Regions from separate parts of the Homo sapiens genome. Here region 2 is linked to region 1. Evidence: chromatin contacts called from ENCODE Hi-C or POLR2A ChIA-PET data. All regions are on one chromosome and are shown on one strand. The core of a region is the stretch at or near the end of the contact, and the rest is flanking DNA. Distances in the headings are between cores, read along the strand shown.

Evidence for each region. Hi-C counts contacts between places; a loop is a spot of excess contacts on that map. ChIA-PET counts read pairs that join two places held with the same protein, here RNA polymerase II (POLR2A). Pooled maps may share reads with other maps.
Region 2: a pooled map shows a loop between it and region 1 (2.5-fold over the local background). The contact joins the enhancer-like site here to the promoter of TECPR2 in region 1. A Hi-C loop is called at or near these places in 1 of 50 pooled maps. POLR2A ChIA-PET finds 5 or more read pairs at or near these places in 2 of 52 experiments (Caco-2 and activated CD8-positive, alpha-beta memory T cell).

What each region holds. Positions count from the first base shown.
Region 1 is chr14:102,359,608-102,366,694 of GRCh38, forward strand. TECPR2 (tectonin beta-propeller repeat containing 2) reads left to right here and starts at 3,334. Exons shown (of 20, transcript NM_014844.5): 1 at 3,334-3,509. It overlaps CINP (cyclin dependent kinase 2 interacting protein), which reads right to left and starts at 3,283. Exons shown (of 5, transcript NM_032630.3): 1 at 3,238-3,283. The coding sequence starts at 3,244. RefSeq lists silencers at 3,328-3,737, 3,778-3,867.
Region 2 is chr14:103,398,952-103,405,269 of GRCh38, forward strand. It overlaps MARK3 (microtubule affinity regulating kinase 3), which reads left to right. Exons shown (of 18, transcript NM_001128918.3): 2 at 6,125-6,316. Among named protein-coding and RNA genes, the nearest start is that of MARK3, 17 kb to the left of the region's middle. RefSeq lists an enhancer at 799-1,598 and silencers at 2,319-2,438, 3,960-4,059. Within about 2 kb of position 3,905, at least 3 of the 41 ENCODE cell types and tissues checked have a DNase peak (open chromatin) inside an H3K27ac peak, as active enhancers do.

The DNA.
Region 1 (7,087 bases), core at 2,084-4,583:
CAAAATTATTATCATGGAATATACAATCATAGTTGGAGGGCAAATGTCCTTATAATTTTCAACAGTAAAACTATCTGAAATGCTGTATCAACTGGACAAATAAATGTGGAAACTACAAAGTCTGAATGAATGTGAAAGTTCCTGGAAGAAGACAATATAGAATATTTTTAACATTTTAAAATTCACCAGATAGAGCTGAATCCTCTTCCAGCTTAATGGCTCCACAAAGTTTTTACCTTAAGCCCTTTGTTTTCCAAAGATTGGAAATAAGGTAAAGTTGTGACTGTCTGCTAAAACTCTTCAATGGCTCACGTTCCCTTCCCTACAGGATAATCTAGCCCTGACTCCCGAGTACTTCCACTATCTAGTCTCAGGCACTCTGATACTTTAAATTTGCTCAGAGTAGCGTGGCCCATGAGTGCTAATCATTTCAAGACACTGAGACAACAGAGATGCAGAGTTGATCACGATGCTGCCACTGCCCTTCTTGGTAATCAGGAGGAAGTCCAAAATCCTTCCAGACCTAGCTACCCCTCCACATCATCACGTACATCAACCCACACCTTGGCCCCCCGTCAATATCCAGCGAAAATGAACTACTGGCAGCTCTTGAAAAGCTGAGGTGCCTGCAGGCCTTTACACGTGTTCTCTCTGCAGGAAAGCTCCTTCCTTCCTCAGGCTCACGATGCCCATCCTCCAAGATGCACCCGGATCCCACTGCCTGTAGGAAGCAACCCCCAGACCACCAAGAGCCAACTCAGGTTGTTTGTTCTCCCCGAACCCTCCTGTGCCCTCTTGCCTTCTCTACTTTGAACCCCACAAAGGCTTCTCACTGCCCACAGGATAAAGTCCTCTTGAGGAATCCAGGACACACAACAGCTGGATGGTTTGATGCCTCAAGTCAGAAGACCACACTGCCTGCGTCTGAACCCCAGCTCGCCAGCTGTGAGATCTTGGGCAACTTAATGTACCTTTCAGAGCCTCAACATTTTCATCTGTAAAATGGGAATAAAAATAGTATCTATTTCATAGGATTGCTGAGATTAGATAATATATGTGAAGCTGTGAGGCCTCGCACAAGGCAAAAACCCAGTATCTCACCTGTTAGCTCAAGGGCCTCTACTATCCAAGCTCTGCCCACCACTTCAGCTTCTACCCTTTCCCACTTGCCCTCTGTGCATCAGAGCTGGCTCTGTACAAGTTCTGACTTTGACCTGGAATATTTTTCCTATCTGTGTGTGTCCCCACTCCCCTGCCTCATACTTAGTATCCTCACTTTAAAATATCATCTTGATTTATCATTCATTCTTTACTTAAACAACAAATATTTGCTTACTGCCTACAATACGCCAGGCATGGGGGAATGAAGTGATTGAATGAGACGGACCAGGACCGTTTTCATGGAACTTACTTTCCAAAGGGGAGGCAGATAATAAACAAATGACCACGATCAGTTCAGATCATGATTAAGTGTGTGTGGAAAATAAAACAGGGTCTTGTGTTAGTGTGATCCCCTGAGAAGGTGTCGTTTAGGCTGAGATTTGAATGATGAAAAGCCAGAAATAGGGTAGGTCAGTAGTATGTGCCCTAATTATGATAATGAGGTTGGTGAGTTCAAAAAACAGAAAACAAAACAAAACAAACAAGCAAACAAAAAAACCAGTGTGCTGGAATGAAATAGACAGAAAAGGACTAGTGCGTGAGTAGGTGATCAGACAACTAGAACCTAATAGGCCAAGATAAGAAGTTGGACCGAGGGCAGTGGCTCACGCCTGTAATCCCAGCACTTCAGGAGGCCAAGGCGGGCGGATCACGAGGTCAGGAGATCGAGACCATCCTGGCTAACACAGTGAAACCTCATCTCTACTAAAAAAATACAAAAAATCAGCCGGGCGTGGTGGCGGGCGCCTGTAGTCCCAGCTACTCAGGAGGCTGAGGCAGGAGAATGGCGTGAACCCGGGAGGCGGAACTTGCAGTGAGCCCAGATCGCGCCACTGCACTCCAGCCTGGGTGACAGAGCGAGACTCCGTCTCAAAAACAAAACAAAACAAAACAAAACAAAACAAAATAAAAAAATGAAGTTTGGACTTCTAAGTATTAGCTTGGTGCAAAAGTAACAGATTTTGCCATTACTTTTAACAGCCAAAATTGCCATTACTTTTGCACCAACCTAATACAATGGGGAGTGAGCAATGAGCTCTGGATAGGGCAGTGAAATTATCTGATTTAGGTTTTTAGAAAGTCATTTCCACAGAGAAGTATTCCTGGATCCCCCAGGTTGGGTTACGACTCACCACTAGATATGTGGTACACCCTATAATTCTGCTATCATGATATTCACCAGTGGAGTGTATTTGCTTGTTTAATGTCTATATTCCCTGCTAAACTGGAAATTCGACTAGGGTAGGAACTATGTCTCGTTCTCTTTCAAACCTTCCACACATAGGAGGCTTTGCATAAAATGAGGTAAATGGAGGAATAGCTCTTACCACCTGTTCTATAATTGTCTAAGGGTTTTCCCCCCAACAGGAGATTCTGAGGGCAGGATCACATCTGATTCATGGTCAGCCTGACTCATACGGGGCACATATTTAGGAACCAAAAACATAACTGACTTCAAGAAACTCAAGGGCTGGTAAAGACAGACCAGTCATCAGCGTCACAGGACAGGGTAGGGTGAGGGCACAGTGGCTAAGTTACTTATCCCCTCTGAGCCTCGATTCCCCATCTGCAAAATGGGGTTGACATTACTTCATGGGACCACTGTGAGGTTCAAATGAGATGATCCACTTAAAGTGCTTGGAGCAGTACTCAGCAAACTGAGCACTAGGCGAAAGCCAGCTTTCATTACAAGCAGAATGTTCTGACTGAGGGCAGTTCAGAGAGGAGTTTCTGGACGAGATGAGCATGCAAGGCTTGGTACCCAGTGAACTCTGTTAGTACTAATTTATAGTGACAATAATTACAATTTGGATGTCGGATCTGCTGACACTCATTTGCGTATATCGTCCCGTTCATCTGTCACTGCACATGTGAAAAAACGGAGGCTCGGCAAAACTGTCTCCCGAGCAGCTCGCAGAGGCTGCGAGGGGCCTGCGGGCTAGGCTGGGGTAAGACAGAGGACCTCCATTTAACCTCATGTAATCCGGGGAGCTCCTGAGCTTCTGGTCCAACCTGCGGCCTAAGCAGTAACATTCACAGCCACCCCACCCCGGGAAAGGAACCGATCTCACGCACCTTCCATAAGGTCCACAGATATCCGTAGAAGGAGACGCGAAGCCCCGCCCACCCCACCGGAAACGCATTTGCGTCACGTCCGCCCCGCCCGCTGCCACTTGTGGCTCTGCCGCTCTAGCCCCCGGCGGAGCCAGCTGCTGCTCTTCGGTGCTGGCCCCGGTGCCGGCCCCGTTGCCCAGGGAACAGGCTCCCGGCAGCCCCCGCGGCCCGGAGTCCATCCCGCCTCCTCCGGCCCGGCGGGGCCGACGAGTCCGGAGGGGCTGCCGCGGGAGGTGAGTCCGGCGACGCCGCAAGCGGCCCCGACGCCCCCGACGCCCCCGACGCCTGGCCCCGAGCCCCTCCTCGGCCTCCCCCGGGCCACTCTTCCCTTGCCTCAGCCCCGCAGGGTCTCCATGCCCGTCCGCCCCGTCTCCCTCGCCCGCGGTCTCGCCCGCGCGGAGTGGCGGACACTAAATGCCACAACACACGGAGCGCCTGGCTCGCCGCCCGCAGAATCCGGCGGTCCGCAGCGGGGAACAGGGGCCGCCCGCCCCTCCTCAGGCCTCCGCTGCGCGTCCCGCGCCCTCGGCCCCCGGCCCCACCCTGCATCCCGGCTGCCGGTCTGGCCGCGGGCTCTGCTCCTTCGCCTTAAGATTGACGTCGTGTTCTGTCCCCCACTCGCAGCCCGCGTCCCTTACATCCGCCCACCGGCGCCTGGCCCCAGGCCTTGACACTCATCCAGTTGGTGTTCAGTGTTCGATGAGTGGATAAGTGAATGACTCCTTTCCCAATCCTATTTGAAGGCATGGGAGGCAGAATAGGTAGTAAGTGTTAAAGGATGGGGTGTCCTGGAGTCAGAGCCGGGCAGGTCCCAGCGGCCCCTTCCTAGCTCTGTGCTGGGGCAAGTGCCCTACCTCACTCCGCTCCAGTTTCATCACCAGTGGAATGGAGATGAGAATAGTTTCTACCTCTGGCTTGGTAAGAGGATTAAATGGGTCAGTGCATGTAAAGTTAAGCACGGTGCCTGCCGCTGTACATTTCAGTAAAGGGGAGCCCCTGCTGTCATCTGTGCTAGCCTGCGTTCTCGCCCTCTAGTCCCTTCTGATATGTCTCTGACTTCTCATGACTTTAGTTTCTCCTTCTCTACCTCCATTTCTCTTCCCTGCACTTTTTTCTTCCTCTCTTATTGGGATTCAGGAATTTTATTCTGTTCTGTGACTTATGTTCCATGTGTTGGCAGAATGTGGGATACCAGCCTGGGTGCATCCTTTTCTCATCTATTGGAGTGACCAGTTGCACTTGTGGACTGCCTCCTTGCAGCCAAGGTCTTGTAGACAGAGTTCTGGGAAATCTCAAAACGCAAATCCCAGGCATAGGTAGAATCTGGGAATGAAGCCACTGTAGCTCCTTGTGATCACCAGCGATTCCTGGTCTTTTAGGCTGCAGGACTTTGTGTTTTCTCACACCCAGCTATAATGTACCTTGATAAACCTCTGACCTTATTTTTGTTGTTGTTGTTGTTAACCTGACTTACGTCCCATATTGGTGGTTATTTGGCCATCGTGTGCCAGCACTGTGCCAGGCTGGCTCTAGGGATGCTGTGGTGAACCAGACAGACCCTTCCTGAGGTCACTGCCTCAGAAAGATCATGGTCTGGCCCATGAACTTTAAAAGGGAGAACTAAGTGCAGGTGTAGGGGACACACAAATTGAATTTTCAGGACTGCCTTGGAAAACCAGTGGTGGGGAAGATGGAATGAGGATAACCCTCTTCTGAAGGAGTGACTAGGAAGTAGCTTTTGTTAGGCATCAGCTATATTATACCCACGTGTCTTTTTCAATAGAAGACTGGCATCTACTGGATTTTTTTTTCCAATTTTTTCTTAAAGAAGTTACACTTAAGTTTGGGGAGAATTTCATTTCATATTAGCCGCTGTAGGAGTTGAAAAAAATGGCTACTGGAACTTAGTGGGAAGAAAAGGAAGGAAACAGGCATCAGGCAGAGGCAGTTGATTGAACTTGGGAAGATGAGGAATAGATCAGGAAAGGGTTATAATGAAAAGCTTTGGTGTCAAGCACGAAGAGATTTCTAGATTCAGTAATGCACAGAGAGATCAGTAAAATTAGAAGGGAGTAGTTGATGGCTTTGCGAATTGCTAAGGTAGAAGGGAGCTGTTACTCAAGATGCATGTTCAATTTAAAATGAATGTATTCTTTGGACCTGGACATAAGAGTTCTATTGACTTTTTGCCACTATTTTATATTTAGGGCTGTCATACTTGGGTGAATCTAGCACAGTGCTTTGAGAGAGAGATTCATTCAACAAACGTGTATTGAGCATTGATTGTACCATACTCTTTATTGGTCTTTTAAAGCACCACAAAGTATACAGACTAGAAGAACATAGGTGAAGATGAGAAAGAGTCCATTGAAGGGGAGAGAAAACAGATAATGATGGTGCTGTGCGATAACTGCCATCATGGAGTTCTGTGAAAGCAGAGAAAGACCAACCAAGTATCTGAGGGAATTTATGAAGGCTTCCTGGTGGCGGAGGACTAGTTCTTACAGGGCACATGTGGGGGAATAGGGAAGAGTGGAAAGGGACTTTGTTCTGCAGAGACATACAGGTTATGGTGTGTGCAGGGACTGTGATGGAAAGCTGATGGATGCACAAACAAAACGTGGCCTGTCTACACAATGGAAGGCTGTTCAGCAATAAAAAGGAACGAAGTACTGATTTGTGCTACAACATGGAGGAACCTTGAGAACATTAGGCTAAGTGAAAGCAACCAGACACAAAATACCACATATTATATGATTCAATTTTGATGAAATCTCCAGAATAGGCGAACTGTAGACAGAGAGGAGATCAGTGGTTGCCCAGGGCTGAGAGAAGAAGCGTGTAGAGGGGTGATTGCTAAAGGGTAGGGAGTGCACAGTGTGTGGATGGAAGAGTGGCCTGAGATGAAGTTAGATATAGACTGTTTTGTCATAGTGTCTAATTTCCATGCTTGTGTTAGGCTTTAGCTTGTGACCATTGGGTAGCCAATGGGGATGGGAGCAAGGAAGTGACAAAATTTTGTCTGGAAGATAAATGACTGCCTCAGTCTCATTACGTTCCTCCTTAATAATTTAATACTCAAATAATTAATAGATGTCGTAGCCAGATTTCAAACATAGATTCTACAATAGGGATACAAATTGTTGCTTCCTAGGGATTTTGGAGAGAATCCTGAAACCATTAGTGTACCCAGAGCACTCTGATAACATGGTTATTGTACAGCGAAGTGGATGACTTAGACTCTATATTAGTCCTAGCTCCAGTTTGAGAAATCATCCATCTGGGTGGCAGTTGGGTGTTAGTAGTCAGCAGTGAAGGCTAGCTGCCACCTTCCAGGGTTATGAGATTGACAGGGCTAGTGGGGAAAGGAAGCATCGTAACTTGAAGGATGCCATAGGGTGGTGTTTTGTATTTTTTTAACTGAAATAGTCATGACTAAGGAAGCATTATTCATTATATTTTTATTTATTTATTTATTTTTGAGATGAAATATCACTCTGTCACCCAGGCTGGAGTGCAGTGGCACGATCTTGGTTCACTGCAGCCTCCACCTCCCAGGTTCAAGTGATTCTCCTGCCTCAGCCTCCCAAGTAGCTGGGATTACAGGTGTGCGCCACCACACCTGGCTAATTTTTGTATTTTTTAGTAGAGATGGGTTTCGCCATGTTGGCCAGACTGGTCTCGAACTCCTGGCCTCAAGCAATCCTCCCACCTCGGCCTCCCAAAGTGCTGGGATTACAGGCGTGAGCCATCATGCCCAGCCCAATTTTAAAAATTGGATTGAGACTATTGTTTTGCAGTAAGACCTGAA
Region 2 (6,318 bases), core at 2,655-5,154, 1.0 Mb after region 1:
AGGGATCAAGTTCTGTTCAGGAAGATTTGAAACATAGTGTAAAGTTGTTGCTGTTTTAAACTTGTAAACCTGATTCTTCTCATGTGGGAGGTACGTAAGTAGGCCTCTCAGATTTCAGGTTGGTTCTCTGCCTGGTAGATACAAGGGCAAAACTATTCTGGAACCATATTGATGTTAAAAAAATTTTTTACGGACTTCCTGCCGGCAAGGATTTTTTTAAAAGATTTTTTAAATGTGTCTAAGAAATGTTTTAATTTGTCTTCTGATTATACAGTGATTTACAATTCATGCTTCTTTTATATGTGGGCAAAATTAAGAACTAATATGTAAAACAAAATGGAGCACATTCCCATTTTTCTTATTGCTTTGAGTTGATATGGCCCCTATGTCAGTAGTGCTTTGGCTGAACGTCACAAAGACCTAACACAGTGCCCTAAACAAATAGGGGGTTTGTTTTTCTCCAAAAAGAAATTTGGGGTAGGGTGCGGTGGCTCACACCTGTAATCCCAGCACTTTGGGAGGCCAAGGCGGGTGGATCACGAGGTCAGGAGATCGAGACCACGGTGAAACCTCGTCTCTACTAAAAATACGAAAAAAATTAGCCGGGCACGGTGGCGGGTACCTGTAGTCCCAGCTACTCGGGAGGCTGAGGCCAGAGAATGGCGTGAACCCGGGAGGCGGAGCTTGCAGTGAATCGAGATGGCGCCACTGCACTCCAGCCTGGGGCAACAGAGTGAGACTCCATCTCAAAAAAAAAAAAAGAAAAAAAAAAAAAAGAAAGGAATTTGGAGGTATGCAGCGTCTAGCTTTGGATCAGCAGTTCAGTAATATTGGAGTTGGTGGTATTTTAAGGTAGTTTTGTCTTTTCTGTCATGTTTGAGACCCTGTAGCTACAGGATAATGTTTTACAGTTACAGCTACATGGTTGCATTCAAGGAAGGAGGAAGGAACTGTACTGGCAACTCTGTCCTTACCCCCCCACCCTCCTTTTTTTTTTTTGAGATGAAGTTTCTGTCACTCAGGCTGGAGTGCAGTGGCGGAATCTCAGCTCACTGCAACTGTCGCCTCCCTTGTTCAAGCGATTCTCATGCCTCAGTCTTCTGAGTAGCTGGGATTACAGGCATGTGCCACCATGCCTGGCTAATTTTTGTACTTTTAGTAGAGATGGGGTTTCACCATGTTGGCCAGGCAGGTCTCAAACTCCTGACCTCAGGTGATCTGCTAGCCTTGGCCTCCCAAAGTGCTGGGATTACAGGTGTGAGCCACAGTGCCCGGCCTCCCCTTTTATGATAAACAAAGGCATTACCAACCCCTACCCCCTACTACATTGCCACCTAGTAGACTTTAACTAATGAGAACTGGCCAGAACTAAGCCAGATGGCTATCTCTAGCTGCAGAGAAGTTTGGGAAAACAAGTATTTGGCCAATGTGGTCTCCCTAAACACGTGTTCAACTTCTTGAAGAAGGAAATCTCATGTCTTTGGCTGTATTCAGCATTTTTCAGTAGCAGTTACATATTCTAGTTTTCATGGTGGATGAAGTGGTACCAGCTTAGTTCCACAGGAGGGAGAAGAATCAGGACTCATTTAATCCATAAGAATTAAACTCAGCAGCTTTTGAGTACCCATTATGTGCATAGTCTGCCATGAAATATTATAAAGTAGTCCAGGTATGGTGGCTTACACCTGTAATATCAGCACTTTGGGAGAATAAGACAGGAGGATTGCTTGAGGCCAGAGTTTGAGATCAGCCTGGGCAACATAGTGAGATCCTATCTCTACAAAAAATTAAAACATCAGCCATGTGTGGTGTACGCACCTGTAGTACCAGCTACTAAGGAGGCTGAGGTGGGATGATCCCTTGAGTCCAGGAGTTCGAGGCTGCAGTGAGGTATGATCGATCACACTACTGTACTCCAGCCTGGGCAACAGAACGAGACCCTGTCTCAAAAAAAAAAAAAAAAAAAAGTTATCAAAGAATTATATAACATTTTGTGTGTGTGTGTGTGTGTGTGTGTGTGTGTGTGTGTGTATGCAGGTTGTTTATTGGCTCCTTAGGAAGAAAAAAATACGTGTATGAAATAATTGATTAACAGTACAAGAACTCATAATTATTTGTTTAAATGTTTAATGTTGGTACTGAGTGCTGTGGCATAGGAATAGGGAACTTTTTCTTAGGGTCGGTGATGGATTCTTGGGAAAATAAAATGAAGGGCAAATGGAAGCAAAAGACAATTTAATTTGCTTCTGTTTTAAGGGAACTTTTAAAAAGTTAATTCTTAAATTTTTTAATTTAAGGACTTCGTCAAGAAACATCGAATTAAATATATTGAGTTTAACCCTAACAAGCATCAGATCTTTCAGTCTGCTGTATGAGGAAATACAAGTTTCTTTCTGCTTTCTATTATGATTGTTGATTTGCATGAGCGTGTTTTAGGTTAGGCTGTGTTATGCTGTGGTAATACATACCACCAACATCCTCATGATTTAACACAATAAAAAACTTCTGCTCACACCAAGTCTGCTTGAGGGCTCATTGGCTCCGTGGAAACTGATCTCCATGTCCAGGCCAGTTTGGTCTTGTGGCCGTCCGTTTTAGGGCAGTGCTTAGGGTCAGGAGAGCAAAACACAGGGCTGGAGAGTTAAGCACAGGCAACTAAATGCTTCAGCATGGGAATGGCATTCATTTTCACTCACAGGATGTGTTCAGCTTAGTCACATGGCTGTCTATGCCTAACCTCAAGGGAAGGGAGTGCAGTCCTCCAGGAACTCAGATGTAAAAAAGCCAGTATGATGGATATAGTATTGTCTACAAAAAAAAGTAGCATAATAGAGTTAGATACAAGCAAAGTACTCTAGGATCCCAGTAAGGAGAAGTAAGAAATTCTGATGAGATGCAGGGAGAGCCTTAGAAGGGTTCATGAAGATGGTGACAGATGATACAAACTCAGTAGAATGAGCAGGTTTTTCTTAGATTTGAAGAGAAGAAAGGACATTCAAACTAAGGGAACAACACTGACTGAGTCAGAGCTAGACTCAAAGCTAGAGTCTACTGGCTGATGTCGTGGGAGAGGAAGAAGAGATGAGCGGGCCTTGAATTCGTTTAACATTCAGCAAAAATGTATTGCATGTCTACCATGTGTTAGGCACTGTTTCAGGTTTGGGGAATATCTGATAATGAACAAAACACAAAAAGCCTGTCCTTGTGAAGGTTACATGCTAGTGGAAGAAGCGCTAAGGAGTTAGTATTTTATTATAAGCACACTGGTGAGTAAGCAAAGATAGGAACATTGGATGCCTGTGAATCTTAAGATTTTCCTGGCCGAGCGCGGTGGCTCATGCCTGTAATCCCAGCACTTTGGGAGGCTGAGGTGGGTAGATCACTTAAGGTCAGGAGTTCGAGACTAGCCTGGCCAACATAGTGAAACCCTGTCTCTACTAAAAATACAAAAATTAGCCGGGTATGGTGGCGCGCACCTGAGTCCCAGCTACTCATGAGGCTGAGGCAGGAGAATTGCTTCAACCTGGGAGGCGGAGGTTGCAGTGAGCTGAGATTGCGCCACTGCACTCCAGCTGACAGAGTGAGACTCCATCTCAAAAAAAAAAAGGATTTTTCTAAGATTTCTATTTTACATTAAATAGAAGGCAGTTGGTTTGCATGAAAATTATTATTTCATCAATTTGACTGCCTCATTATAGAAAACACATATTGAAGTCAAATAAAACGTAGAGATGAATCTCTGAAGTTAAAATATGTTATTTGGGACGCAAGAATTGCAATTTGGGGCACACAGACCACAGGGTGGTCTTCAGTATGTATGAAGAACAAAGTAAAGGATGGAGGTTTTATAAAGAGAAGTGTTACATATTTTGAAAGACAGGTCATTGGCACTAGTAAAGTTTTGGGGAGGTGGCAAGCCCTGATTGGTGAGTGACAGTGGTGGGTAATACTGGTCTTAGAGTCAGCAACAAGTTGTTTCAGTAGCCATTAGATAAACTGGTTTCAGGTTACAATAGGCAGTTTCAGCAGCCAGGCTTACAGAGAATTATAATCTTGGAGCAATGTTACATCCCTCCCCCTCCCCTGGCCCCCCACCCCATCCCTGCCCCTCAGCTCTGATTTAGTTGAGTACGAATAGGATGACCCAATTAGTATGATCAGCTTTCACACATGAAGGTTGAATTTATGAAACATGTAAATTTGAAAATACATGTTTACATTGCAAAAAGCTTTTTTAACAAAAATTTTGGCCAGTAGTATAAATTCAGTGAATATGTTTTCATTGCACAGATAGTAAAACCACTTGATACATACCTCATGGGGATATGGACTGCTTTATGCGCTGCTTTTTACCACACCTTAAATAGTGCCTGGTTGTGTGTGTGTGTGTGTGTGTGTGTGTGTGTGTGTGTGTGTGTGTGTAACTCAGTAAATATTCAATGAATGAATGAAGAAATTCAGAAGATAAAAAAGAGAAATTTCCCTTATTTTTAACCTTCTGAACACTATAGTGGTTAGCATTTATATCATTTATTCAGCCATTCTAATATTTATTGAGTAGCAGTTTTGTACCAACTGCTGTTCTAAGATATAAGGAATAATAAATTCCTGTTACTGTTTTCATGAAACTTAAATTCTAGTGTAATTAAAATCATGTAGAAATAAACATAAACATGATCACCCAGCTTCTTTTAAAACTAGACTGCAGTTGATGTAATAATTTGCATTACAACAGCATGCATCTTGTGCACAACAAAATCTACCTGTTTTTGTATTAAAGCCTTAGTGTCAAAGCTTTATTATCATTTTAGTCTTTTATCAACTCCATATTTATAAATGGTCTATTTTCCCAAAGTTCTAATATGGAAATCAGAATCATTTTTGTTAGAGGAACAATGTTTACAAGTTGCCTAGATTTGCAGTGAGGTCATAAAAAGCCTGTTTAATCTAAAATAGACATTTGCAATAAAAACAGAAATTGTTGTTGAGATGCCATATTATGTGATAACTGAGTAAAACAGACAAGAGCCTATCCCCTAACCTGGTATGTGAATGTGAAAATATTAGAGAAATAATGAAGAAGTAGATGGAGACTAATGAGGAAATTCTGAAAAGGACATCTTTTGAGAAATTCAGAGGTAGATGGCGCAAGTTTTAAAGCTTACTTTCACTTTAAAACACCTGAGTTTCATTTCCTTTGATTTGAGTAAATTACAAAGCAGTTTATTAGTTAAATCAGGCTTGTTTTGATTTATAGGTATATAGAGAAAGACAGGACATTTTCCTGGACAGAAAGTTGGAAAAGAGAAACGTGTAAAGGGGGTGGAAAGTGGCTGTGAGTGCATGTGGAATGAGAAGCCTCCCTTGGGCAGGAGTTAACAGCCACAATGGGGAAAGGATTGGGACATCTAATCCTTTGAGTGTGTGTGGGGGCCAAGGGAGCAGTAGTAGCAGGATGCCTGCGCATACAGCCATGTACACAGTGTGTACACAGAAGTGTAATTCTTGGGCCTGAATATTTCATAGGGTAGAGACATATTGAGTACTTTATTAAGTAAGCATATTGAGTACTTTATTCATCTATACAACAAGGGTCGTCTATTAAGGGCCACACAGTCTAGCTGTTTCTGTAAAGCACATTGTTTTGAATTACTGTTAGCAGTGTAGTATAGAAGGAAATCGGGAATCCAGATTCTCTATGGATTTCCCCCTGAACAGTTATGTGGCTGTATCCTTATCTAGTGAATGGTGACATTAGCTTTTCCCCTGCTGCACGGGCTGTAGTGAGGCTCAGGTGTGCAGGTGCACTTACTAACATATGGAAAAGTTAAGCACTGTATAACCAGAAGGTAGCCCTTTTACTCCTATTTTATATGACAGCCACGTATGCAAAATATCTAATTTCTTCCTGAACACTCAATTGAACTTCAACACTTCGTATTTTTCGTCTCAGAATTTTTATTTTCCTCAAATTTATATTATGTGGTTAAATTCCTTTGAAGTGCTAGATACTTTAAGATTAAAATTAAAGTAGGAATGTTTTTTCTTCAATTAGAAGCTCTTAGAACTTGGCAAGTACTCTGTGTTCTCTCATTTCCTTATCTTTGTGTATGCTGTATTGCAGCACACGTCACATGGAGATGGGCGTCAAGAAGTTACCTCTCGTACCAGCCGCTCAGGAGCTCGGTGTAGAAACTCTATAGCCTCCTGTGCAGATGAACAACCTCACATCGGAAACTACAGACTGTTGAAAACAATCGGCAAGGGGAATTTTGCAAAAGTAAAATTGGCAAGACATATCCTTACAGGCAGAGAGGT